Linked DNA regions of Homo sapiens: regions 1, 3 and 4 are each linked to region 2. Evidence: chromatin loops called from intact Hi-C (ENCODE). Cell type or tissue: IMR-90. All regions are shown on one strand.

The links. Hi-C counts contacts between places; a loop is a spot of excess contacts. Peaks named below come from ENCODE experiments on the same cell type or tissue, not always from the same donor. Only the 100,000 strongest peaks of a DNase experiment are listed, where the experiment ranks them.
Region 1: a loop joins it to region 2, with 2.9 times the contacts of the local background. A loop is called at or near these places in 40 of 110 quality-filtered maps.
Region 3: a loop joins it to region 2, with 5 times the contacts of the local background. A loop is called at or near these places in 20 of 110 quality-filtered maps.
Region 4: it touches region 2 in a loop (5-fold over the local background); 49 of 110 quality-filtered maps call a loop at or near these places.

The regions. Positions count from the first base shown.
Region 1 is chr12:75,933,286-75,935,785 of GRCh38, forward strand. No RefSeq gene overlaps it. Among named protein-coding and RNA genes, the nearest start is that of PHLDA1-AS1, 96 kb to the right of the region's middle. In IMR-90, no CTCF peak of the experiment used is centred here; DNase peaks (open chromatin) are centred at 66, 656 and 1,316; H3K27ac peaks cover 1,715 bases.
Region 2 is chr12:76,023,644-76,026,143 of GRCh38, forward strand. PHLDA1 (pleckstrin homology like domain family A member 1) reads right to left here. Exons shown (of 2, transcript NM_007350.3): 2 at 1,804-2,500. Among named protein-coding and RNA genes, the nearest start is that of PHLDA1-AS1, 5.6 kb to the right of the region's middle. In IMR-90, no CTCF peak of the experiment used is centred here; DNase peaks (open chromatin) are centred at 1,468 and 2,178; H3K27ac peaks cover 1,295 bases.
Region 3 is chr12:75,704,984-75,707,483 of GRCh38, forward strand. The region is part of intron 1 of LOC105369844 (a long non-coding RNA gene); the gene reads right to left. Among named protein-coding and RNA genes, the nearest start is that of KRR1, 190 kb to the left of the region's middle. In IMR-90, no CTCF peak of the experiment used is centred here; DNase peaks (open chromatin) are centred at 1,198 and 2,088; H3K27ac peaks cover 1,995 bases.
Region 4 is chr12:75,819,441-75,821,940 of GRCh38, forward strand. The region is part of intron 1 of LOC105369844 (a long non-coding RNA gene); the gene reads right to left. Among named protein-coding and RNA genes, the nearest start is that of PHLDA1-AS1, 210 kb to the right of the region's middle. In IMR-90, a CTCF peak has its summit at 1,521; a DNase peak (open chromatin) is centred at 1,631; H3K4me3 peaks cover 324 bases; H3K27ac peaks cover 1,883 bases.

The DNA.
Region 1 (2,500 bases), 90 kb before region 2:
ATGTTAACAAACTCTTTTCCATTGCATCTGGCTGAAGGCATCGCCTATCCTGGTGTTTATGACTCATGTAGTAGGGCCAAGACTGTTGCTCAAACAAGTTCTGATGGTTGAAACATTAGCCAGCAAGCCCCTTGGCCTCCCAGAAGCTCTAAGATGTCTTACTGTACCTCTTTCTCTGAATATCCTAAAATGCTGCTAACACTCGTCCCCCTGAACTATTATTGCTTTAACTGTATTTAAGGATGTTGCCTACAATTAGCTTTGAATATAGCAGTTTAGAGAGCAATATAAAAATGGTGTAAATGGTCAGTGAATGCATGAATGATCAATACATCAGAAAAGTGAAAAAAAAAAAAACTGGAACTGGTTAAAAGTTTTCAAAATAATTATTTCATAGGAACATTAATGAATACTTCATCTGGTCTCATGAAAAAGGAGTCAAGATCAAACAAAAGGAGTGTCTAATTATTAAACAACTATTTTTCTATGTTAGTGGAAACAAATCAAACTCTCAAACAATATGAAAACTATTTGTATACCTTTGGGAATATATATAAAAAAAATATGTGATGGATTCAGCTATGAAACAATGCTTTGTCTAACTGCCTGGTTACATGGTGCCTGAATAGAGGGTGAGGATGAGGAAAGAGATGACAAATCCACAGGAAATGATGAAAGAAATTCAGCCCAGGATTTGAAAATTACAATAAGTAATCTGCAATGCAGATAATCTACATAAAGAGTAAAGACAAATCACTGAAAACAGGCTGCATGCGGTGGCTCAAGCCTGTAATCCCAGCATTTTGGGAGGCCGAGGGGGGCAGATCACCTGAGGTCAGGAGTGCAAGACCAGCTTGGCCAACATGGAGTAACCCCATCTCTATTAAAATACAAAAATTAGCCGAGCATGATGATGGGTGCCTGTAATCCCAGCTACTCAGGAGGCTGAGACAGGAGAATCACTTGAACCCAGGAGATGGTAGCTGCAGTGAGCCGAGATCACACCACTGCACTCCAGCCTGGGGGGCTGAGCAAGACTCCATCTCAAAAAAAAAAAAAAAAAAAAAAAAAAAGAAAAGAAATTACTGAAAACAGCTAACTTCAAATTCAGCAAACTAAGTCAGATTCCGCTATGGCAAAGAGTTTGCCAAAAGTTATACTTTTGACCACAGTATTAGAATAGGAAGGAAGTAATACTGAAGACAAAATTCACTAAAATATTTTGGTTTCAGTTGGAACAAAAACATTCTCCTTTAAGGAACTGGTATTGTGGAGACTTGATGATATTCTAGGAAATGAAATGAGATAATGTTTTCGAAATAGCCCCACGATAATGTCAATGAGTAATTTCAGTTCTTATCACCATATGATGTGGTTAGTGAGCAGTACTGATACGGAGGGGAAAAAAAAGGTGTCAGAATGTTAAAAAAAAAAAAAAAAAAAAAAAGCCTCCCTCTCTCAGGAAAACAGCAATCAACAGCTACTGCTGCTGGACAAAAACCTAACACTTCTCAGTCATGGGGGAAAAATGTCTGAAAATGAGTTTCACTGTTTCTCAGCAAATGTTGGCTTAAATATCTTGGCTGTGCCCATCAGAATACCTATGCCCAGCTTCATAATCATAAAGAAAACAGGATTCCAGGTCATTTGTGCTACAAGAGACTCAAAAGGTCATTTGGCCCATGTCCAAATTGACACTAACTTTTCTCTATTACACAGCACACAAACTGCAGAGTCAGATCTATGGAACCAGGTCTTTCTCCTCTTCCTTGATCTATTTCTCTTCTTCTTTTAAAAATAACATAGATTGGCCAGGCATGGTGGCTCATGCCTGTAATCCCAGCACTTTGGGAGGCCAAGGCAGGTGGATCGCCTGAGGTCAGAAGTTCGACCCCAGTCTGGCCAACATAGTGAAACCCCATCTCTACTAAAAATACAAAAATTAGCGAGGCATGGTGGTGCATGCCTGTAATCCCAGCTACCGGGGGGCTGAGGCAGGAGTATTGCTTGAACCTGGGAGGAGGAGGTTGCAGTGAGCCGAGATCGTGCCACTGCACTCCAGCCTGCGCAATAGAGTGAGACTCTGTCTCAAATAAAAAAAAAATTAAAATAAAATAAAAATAACATAGATCAGGGTAGAAATATTGCTGAAGCTCAGTTGCAAATCTACGAAAGTACAAAAAGCTACCCACCTTGGTTCCATTTTCTCACCTCCCATTTACTTCTCACATAGTGTAACTGTCTCTGGGACACTTTTTATCCCTGCCTATTTCAGAGGTTTCAAATTTTCTTCAATGGTTCCTCTTGCCCCCAGGCCAGAGGTAGGGGCTCCCTTGGCTCAGCTTCTATAGCAACCTCCTCATACCTGTGTCACAGACAGTATTTATTATCTTGTTATTGTTGTTGCTTTAGAGACAGTCTCCGTTGCCCAGGCTGGGGTGCAGTGGTGTGATCATAGCTCACTGCTGACTCTAACTTCTGAGCTCAATTGATGCTTCTG
Region 2 (2,500 bases):
TGCAGTGAGCTATGATCACACCAATGAACTCCAGTCTGGGCAACAGAGCAAGACCATGTCTCTAAAAAATAATAAAAATTGGCCAGGTGCGGTGGTTCATGCTTGTAATCCCAGCACTTTGGGAGGCTGAGGCAGGCAGATCACCTGAGGTCGGGAGTTCGAGACCAGCCTGGCCAACATGCTGAAACCCCGTCTCTACTAAAAATACAAAAATACAGGCGTGGTGGTGTGGGCCTGTAATCCCAGCTACTCGGGAAGCTGAAGCAGGAGAATAGCTTGAACCCAGGAGGCGGAGGTTGCAGTGAGTCGAGATTGTGCCACCGCATCTCAGAGTCTGGGCGACAGAGTAAAACTCCGTCTCCAAAGAAATAATGATAATAATAAAATTGTAAATAGTATTTCTATAATGTATTTTTCTCTTTTTTCAAAGTTGAATACAAGGATGTGGTCAACTATACTGTTCTTACCGTTGAAAAAGAAGTGCTGAGGCCAGGCATGGTGGCTCACACCTGTAATCCCAGCACTTTGGGATGCCGAGGCAGCTGGATCACTTGTGGTCAAGAGTTCAAGACCAGATTGGGCGACATGATGAAACCCCGTCTCTACTACAAATACGAAAATTAGCCATTGTGGTGGCACACGCCTGTAATCCCAGCTACTCAGGAGGCTGATGTGGGAGAACTGAACCCTGGAGGTGGAGATTGCAGTGAGCCAAGATGGCGCTACTGTGCTCCAGCCTGGGCAACAAAGCAACACTATGTTTTAAATAAATAAATAAGTGCTGAGATCTCAGAAAATACAATGCCTAGCTTCAGAATACCATATATTATATATTCATATGGCTATAATGATTCCCCACCTGTTTATCTGTCCTAATGCAAGGAGCTTCCTTTCATAGTGATGCCAGGCACTGCTCTAAGTAATTTTATGTATCCTAACTTATTAAATCTCCTCAACCACCCTAAAATAAGTACCTTTATAAACTCCATTTTACAGAAAAGGAAACAACTGAGTTTCCAAGAGTTTAAGTAATTCAAGATCTACACAGCTAATAATTGTGAAACTGGGACTTGAACCCGTGTACTATGACTCTCAAATCCTGGCTCTTACCAATCCTGGGCTACCACCTACTACACACATTTATTTCACACCGTGTCCCTGAAGTCCCCTCAGCATGATAGTAATTTGTCTTCTCACATTTTTTCTTTAAAAAAAAAAACAAAACAAAAAAACTAGAGTAGTAAAGCTGTCAATGCATGACTATGCTAAGGCATAAGGGATACAAAAAAATGCCTTCAAGTTTCCTATTTTAAAGTCTTTTGAGATTTAAAGGCTTTTAGATGCCAGTGGAGATTGTAAGAATAAAGTTATGCTATTTTTCTTTAAAGAATCAAGTCCCTCTTCTGCTTTCAACACAAAATAGGAAGGTCTATGAATACCGTTTGAAGGATGACTCAGAGACAAAGCTTTACCCTCCCAAGAGACATAAGAGAACTAGACTACCTCTGGGACTCAAGAGGGTATTGCTGTTGAGCTGATTCACTAGGAACTGTTTCTGGTCCTCTGGGAAACTATGGAAAATTCAATTAAAGTTCATTAGCATTCTGAAAGCTAATTTTTTCACCAACATACCTGAGCGAATTTTCATATTCCAAATTCCCAGTGAATTTTTTAAAAGATGAATTCCCAACCTCAAAAATGGTCTTTTTTTTTCCCAGAATGCCCAAGCAATTCAGAATCTCTGTTTCACAGGAACACACAATGCATGTGCCAGTTGAACAAGGCCTTCAAAAGGTCCACAGGTCGGTTGTCTCAATAGATAACTTTATTTGAAATGAAATGCATTTTGAAAATATGAAAAATAAATCACATCTCCCCAAAATCATCTAAGAGACATATTTACACAAGTTCTGACCATGCTAAAAAATTCATGAATGTGATGGTGTATAAAGCATTTGGTACATGATGATACTTGCTTTCCAGAAGCTGGCATTTGCATATTATAAAACGTTAAGAAGAAGGCTGACCTCGGAATGTAACAGACAATAGTTTTATGTTTCTTCTCAATATACAGTGACCTGGAAGGACTCCCTGTTGTTAAAACCTGCTTCCCCACTGCTCAGCCTGCCATCAGCCATCCAGCTGCAGAGCAGTGGAGAGTAGGTCTCACCAGTTTTTGTGCAGATGCTTCTAACCCAGAGTCCTTCTGCTTACTTCATTGGACAATATTGCCCTTTCTAAGAAAACCCTTTTAGATCCTGTACTCCACTTAGCAAATGCCCTGCCAGCAAAGTCACAGATGACTTTTTTACCCAATCTTAGGTAAATCTGGATTATCTGCCCAACCGTGCAAGTCAATAAGCCACCCTTGAAAACTGTGTCAAGATTTGAGGAAACAGGTCTTAAGAACCTATCCAACACATGATTCCATAACCAATACATCTTAGGTTGTTTTAGGCAAATAGGTGTATCTCTTGAATCACTGATGGATTCAATATCA
Region 3 (2,500 bases), 320 kb before region 2:
GTTCAGCAATCCAATGTCTCTAAAAGATAATGAAAACAAAAATGAAGTCTACTTTTGTTAGAATGAAGAATGACTGGCCTGAAAAACTAGTGGAGATATTTTTAAGTCAATAGATTCAAAATCAAACTATCAAAGGGAGCTCTGCATGTTTTCAGGCAACGGGAGTAGAGTGAGAGGTGAGGCTTGAATTTTTAAATGGTATTCTCCTTTATTTTAGAATATTATTATTTTTGCCCCAGTTTTCATGAAGAAAAGAGATAAATGTGTACTATTTCATATTCTTACTGCTTGCATCAGACATGAATTATCGGAATTTAAATGCCTTATGTAATACACAGTGGATTAGTGTATTTTACTACTTTGATGGTGTTTTTTTAATATAAATTCAGACACATTTATTTCCTATCCCTGAGACAAAAGAGCTATTGATAGAAGCAGAACACACATGTATGCGGATGACTGTTTATACAGATATGGTATAAATCTATATTTCTATCTTATCAAAATACAGACTTCTGACAAGGTTAGAAAGAATCGGCCATATTAAAACTATTGCCATCAAACACAATGTTCCAAGACCCCTAGGATAAATAATAACAAGAATAAATATTTTTTTATAAAAATGAACCCCTTGTCTATGATTTTGGATTTTTTTTCAAGATCGTATGTATCAAAAGGATTACAAGAGGCTAATGCCATAATCAGCCATATGACCTTGGGTAAATCACTAAGATTCTTCTTATCTTAGAACAAGGGAGTTGGAGTCAAGGCTGTGACTCTGAATTCTTCAGTCTTGTATATTCCAATATGGCGTGGTTGGGGTGAGAGGTACAATTTAGAGACTTTCCATGTGTTCCTTCAAACTCCTCATTCCATTTCCCCATTCTGCATGGAGGCACCTACAACATGGTAGAGGTTGAACCAAGTGAGGCAGTTGACATCTCTAATAGTTTGCCACTAGCATAGTATCTGTGTTTTGAAAAGTCATTGGACTTTGGAGGTATGTATTCCAAAGCACCATGTAGCTGGAACTGTTTTGATAAATCTTGTAAAAAAAATCCCAATTGAGTAGCAATAGGGAAAAGCATCCAACACTTACAGGAAGCTCCAGCTGATTGGGGATAAATGAGCTCTGTACTCAGCAACAGCTGCAACAACAGAGGGCCGAGCCTCGGTAGGTGGACATGCACAGAACGAGCTGAGCTGGGGCCTGGAATTTCCCGAAATGAAATCCAAGAACTGTTTAGGTTGACCTTCTCTCTCTTAACACAGTTGACCCTTAAGAAATAAGAGATGACACATCCCAAAGCACACCAAGTTTTTACAACCGCAGCTTAAAAAAAAAAAGGAAAAGTTGGAAAATGAATGGCAGTCCTCTTGCAATTCTGGAAGAATAAACTGGTTGATTTGACTGCCTTCTGTTTGGGGAATAAGCAAAGCGATTATTTAAGAATCATATATGCTGGGGCTGCTGCGGAATGCAGAGTTTCTAGAAAACAGATTTATCTGTCAATTATAAGCAGGCTTCCTGCACTGCAGGACCTGCTTCCACATAGCAGTCAGGGTTACAGTGACATAAAACAGAACACCATGAACTGTATTTAGAAAGGCTGATGTAAAAAATGCAGTGGGGAGGAAGATTGAAATGTTTGCAGAAATATAGATAAGCAGGCACAATATAAATGAGGAAATATGTTTTCTTCCCCCAACAGCATGACAGCCTCAACAGTATTTTCCAGGGAATTGAAAAAAGAATTTTCTTAGCAGGGAAAAAATAAAAGTGGTCATCTGCTGGCTAAGTATATAAAGACACATCTTAAGAGCTTTCTCTAAAGTAGGTTTCTCACGTGAAAAATGAGGCTGTTATGAGGTACAGCCCCTCAGTTTACCCATTTCCATATAGCCTAAAATAATGGGGCTTAGTGTGATAGAAAATAGTGGCAACTAAAAATATCTGTCGCAGATAAGGTTTCTCTTCTAGCCATGGCTGTGTCAAGTTACGTGGTCTTTGCTTTGCTCTGCTGCATTCTGATAACATACACTTAAGTAATTTTGTAAAAAAGCTATGCCTCACTTTCATAAGCATAAAGGAAATAAGATCAGTCATGAGGAACATCTGGCAGGAAGTTCATGGAAAGGGAATTCACCAGAATTATTCAACTGGGAGGGGCCTTGGAAGCCATTTGTTCTAGGTTTCCATATGTTGGCCTGAGGAACTATGTACTTTGTTATGTAAAAATCACGGAAAATAGAGGTCAGAGATAAAGTGAGTTCTATTTTCACAAACAGAATGTCTATAGATATAATGATTTTCATAAACTACCTTACACTGAGTGTGACAACATAAATAAAAGAACAGCAAAACTCAAAACAGTTTTGTTTTTTTGAGTCAGAGTCTCACTCTGTTGCCCAGGCTGGAGTGCAATGGCACGATCTCGGCTCACTGCAACCTCCGTCTCCTGGGTTCAAATGATTCTCCTGCCTCAGCCTCCTGAGTAGC
Region 4 (2,500 bases), 200 kb before region 2:
CCTCCAAAGGAGCACAGGACTGATATCCTGTACCAAGGATGTAGATAGCACTGGATGCACTTACGAGCATGTGGTCTGGAATCAGGCAGAATGGGTTCGAAGCCTAGCTTTTCCACTTCCCAGCCATGGGACCTTAGGCATTTTACTTCTTTAAACCTTAGCTTCGGTGTCTTCAAAATGGGGATATTAATCTGCTGTACTTAGCTCATAATGTTGTGGAGAGGATTAAATGAGGCATGCAAAGTGTGTGACACAGGTACCGAGAGAGCTACAGAAGTGTTAGTGGTTATTCTCCAGGTGATGATACCAGTCACCCTCTGCGTACAGTCAGCCCCATGTGGGAGATGAAGAAAAGGGAGGTGTTAGTCCCTGGTTGTTTGTTCTTTTTCCCTGGCAGGTAAACGGGATTTCTTTTGCTTATTTTTTATTTCCCTCTGGCATATCTGAAAAGGAACAACCATACACAAATAAAACATGAAAATTCAACTCACAGGATGAAACCAGTTCTTGCCAGTTCCTGGGGCATTTTTTCACCTGCTGCTGATTTCTCTCTTCCTCAACTAAATTCATTTTAAGATAAATTCTATATTTTTCTTCTCTCTTTTAAAAAAATTACCATAAAATTTGGGAGAAATGCTCCAGTTTTATTCCTTTAGACTACTCTCCATAAACTTTTTAATTCAGCTAGTATATGTGTATTCAGTGTATTCAGTCAGATGAGTTAACCTTTTTAGACTATGAAAAGGTTCCAGCATTATCATCTCTGGGGGCATTCAGACATGAAAGTTATTTAGCACAATGTGCTATGCAAATCTAACAAGGGATAACAGCTTGAACTCCTGGAGCACTCAATTAACTGTAGCATCTGTTAAAAATGAAAAAAGACATCACAAAATTGAAGGTAACACCCCTATCTCCTAGGGAAAAAAAAAATGAGAGTTGCTCAACCTTTAGAGATTTATGTTGGGGTGTAACTTATAGCTCATGGGTTAAGAGTGACTTGTGTGGCCCCTTGGATAAGGAATTTAATCTCTGGGCTAACCACTCAGTTTCTTTGTCATTTGAGAGGAAAGAAAGAGAAAAGTCAATGGACCCTTGGAGAATAAAGATAGAAGATTAGACACCAAATGAAAAACTATGACCTTGTATTCAGCCCTCATCTCACGACTTTGAATCTTACCCCAAAATCACCTTTTGAATAACAGGGAAGGTAACTGGAGAGAGAGATAATATGAAAAGGACTGAGAAATGCTAACAAGGGTACATAATTTTCATCACTCCCAAATGACAAGCTCATGTGCCAGGACATGGGCTTTAATTCTACTTATACAAAAGCCTGAGTTCCAATACTTAATATCTTCCGATAATTACTTGGCCAGTAATCCACATCAAATCCCCACACTCCAATGATTCATTTTGAAAAGCTCCTAAACAAGCACCAACTCGGCAATCTTCCACCCTGATTCTCTTGGATGGCGAAAAGAAAATACTTCAGAGTTGCTCACCACTGGGCGGCACTTGGAGTGAGGTCATGTTTGGAAACAGGAGACGAACCAATAGCAAAGATTAATGGGGCTTTGGAAAAGCAAGTTTAAACAATATGTTCATGAATCGGGGGTAAATGTAAACCAATCAAAAAGGGAAAATATGTATCCATCTTTTACGCTTATATTTTTGGCCACCCTGTCGAACAGCTGCATCTTGCTGCCTTATTGGCTATCCCAGGCCAAGGATAGTTTACAAGCTGAAGTCACAGGCTCAGCTGGGGAACTGAGTTGCGGCGGGGGTGGGGGGGGGAATTAGGTCAAGGAGGATTCAGTGCTAAAGGAGGACTGTGATTTGCAATGGTTTTTTAAAATCCCATAACTGCTCTCTTACTAAACAGGTTTTTAGTGGTGTCATAACTGACATGGCCATTTTCCTAAGTTATTGCCTCATTGGAATTTCAGTAAATAGTGCTAGTCTTCCCCATGATCATGGCAAGAGAAAGGTAGGTAGAAAAAGACAAGCATCTCCAGAAGTGATAAGCAACCCAAATCTTATGATACAAGTGATTCATCCTAAGAGCCAGAGTCAAGATAAATGCTAAGAAAGCTGATCTGTGTTGCCACTTCTCACATACATCCGCAGACTAACATTCGAGGTTGAAAATCAACATAAATGTTCTTACTCACCTTCTTCTATTCAACAAGGCAGATATTTCAATTGCCTATAATTCCCCACTATGGAACTCATTACAACTAGTGCCATTTTGAATAAAGGAAAAGTTAATCTGTAAATTTTTTTATTTTTGATACAGGGAAAGTATGGTAATTTGTAATGTTTTATAGGGTTTCGTGCCTTGTATACTTAAAGAGGAAAAATCACAAAAAGCCCTATCTATTGTATGCTTAGTGTCTAGAAGAACTTTTGTCAAATCTCCAAGTCAGTATAAAAATAATTTTTTTTACCTTAACAACTGATAGTCTAAGACCAAGTCCAAAGCTGTGGGAAAGGACAC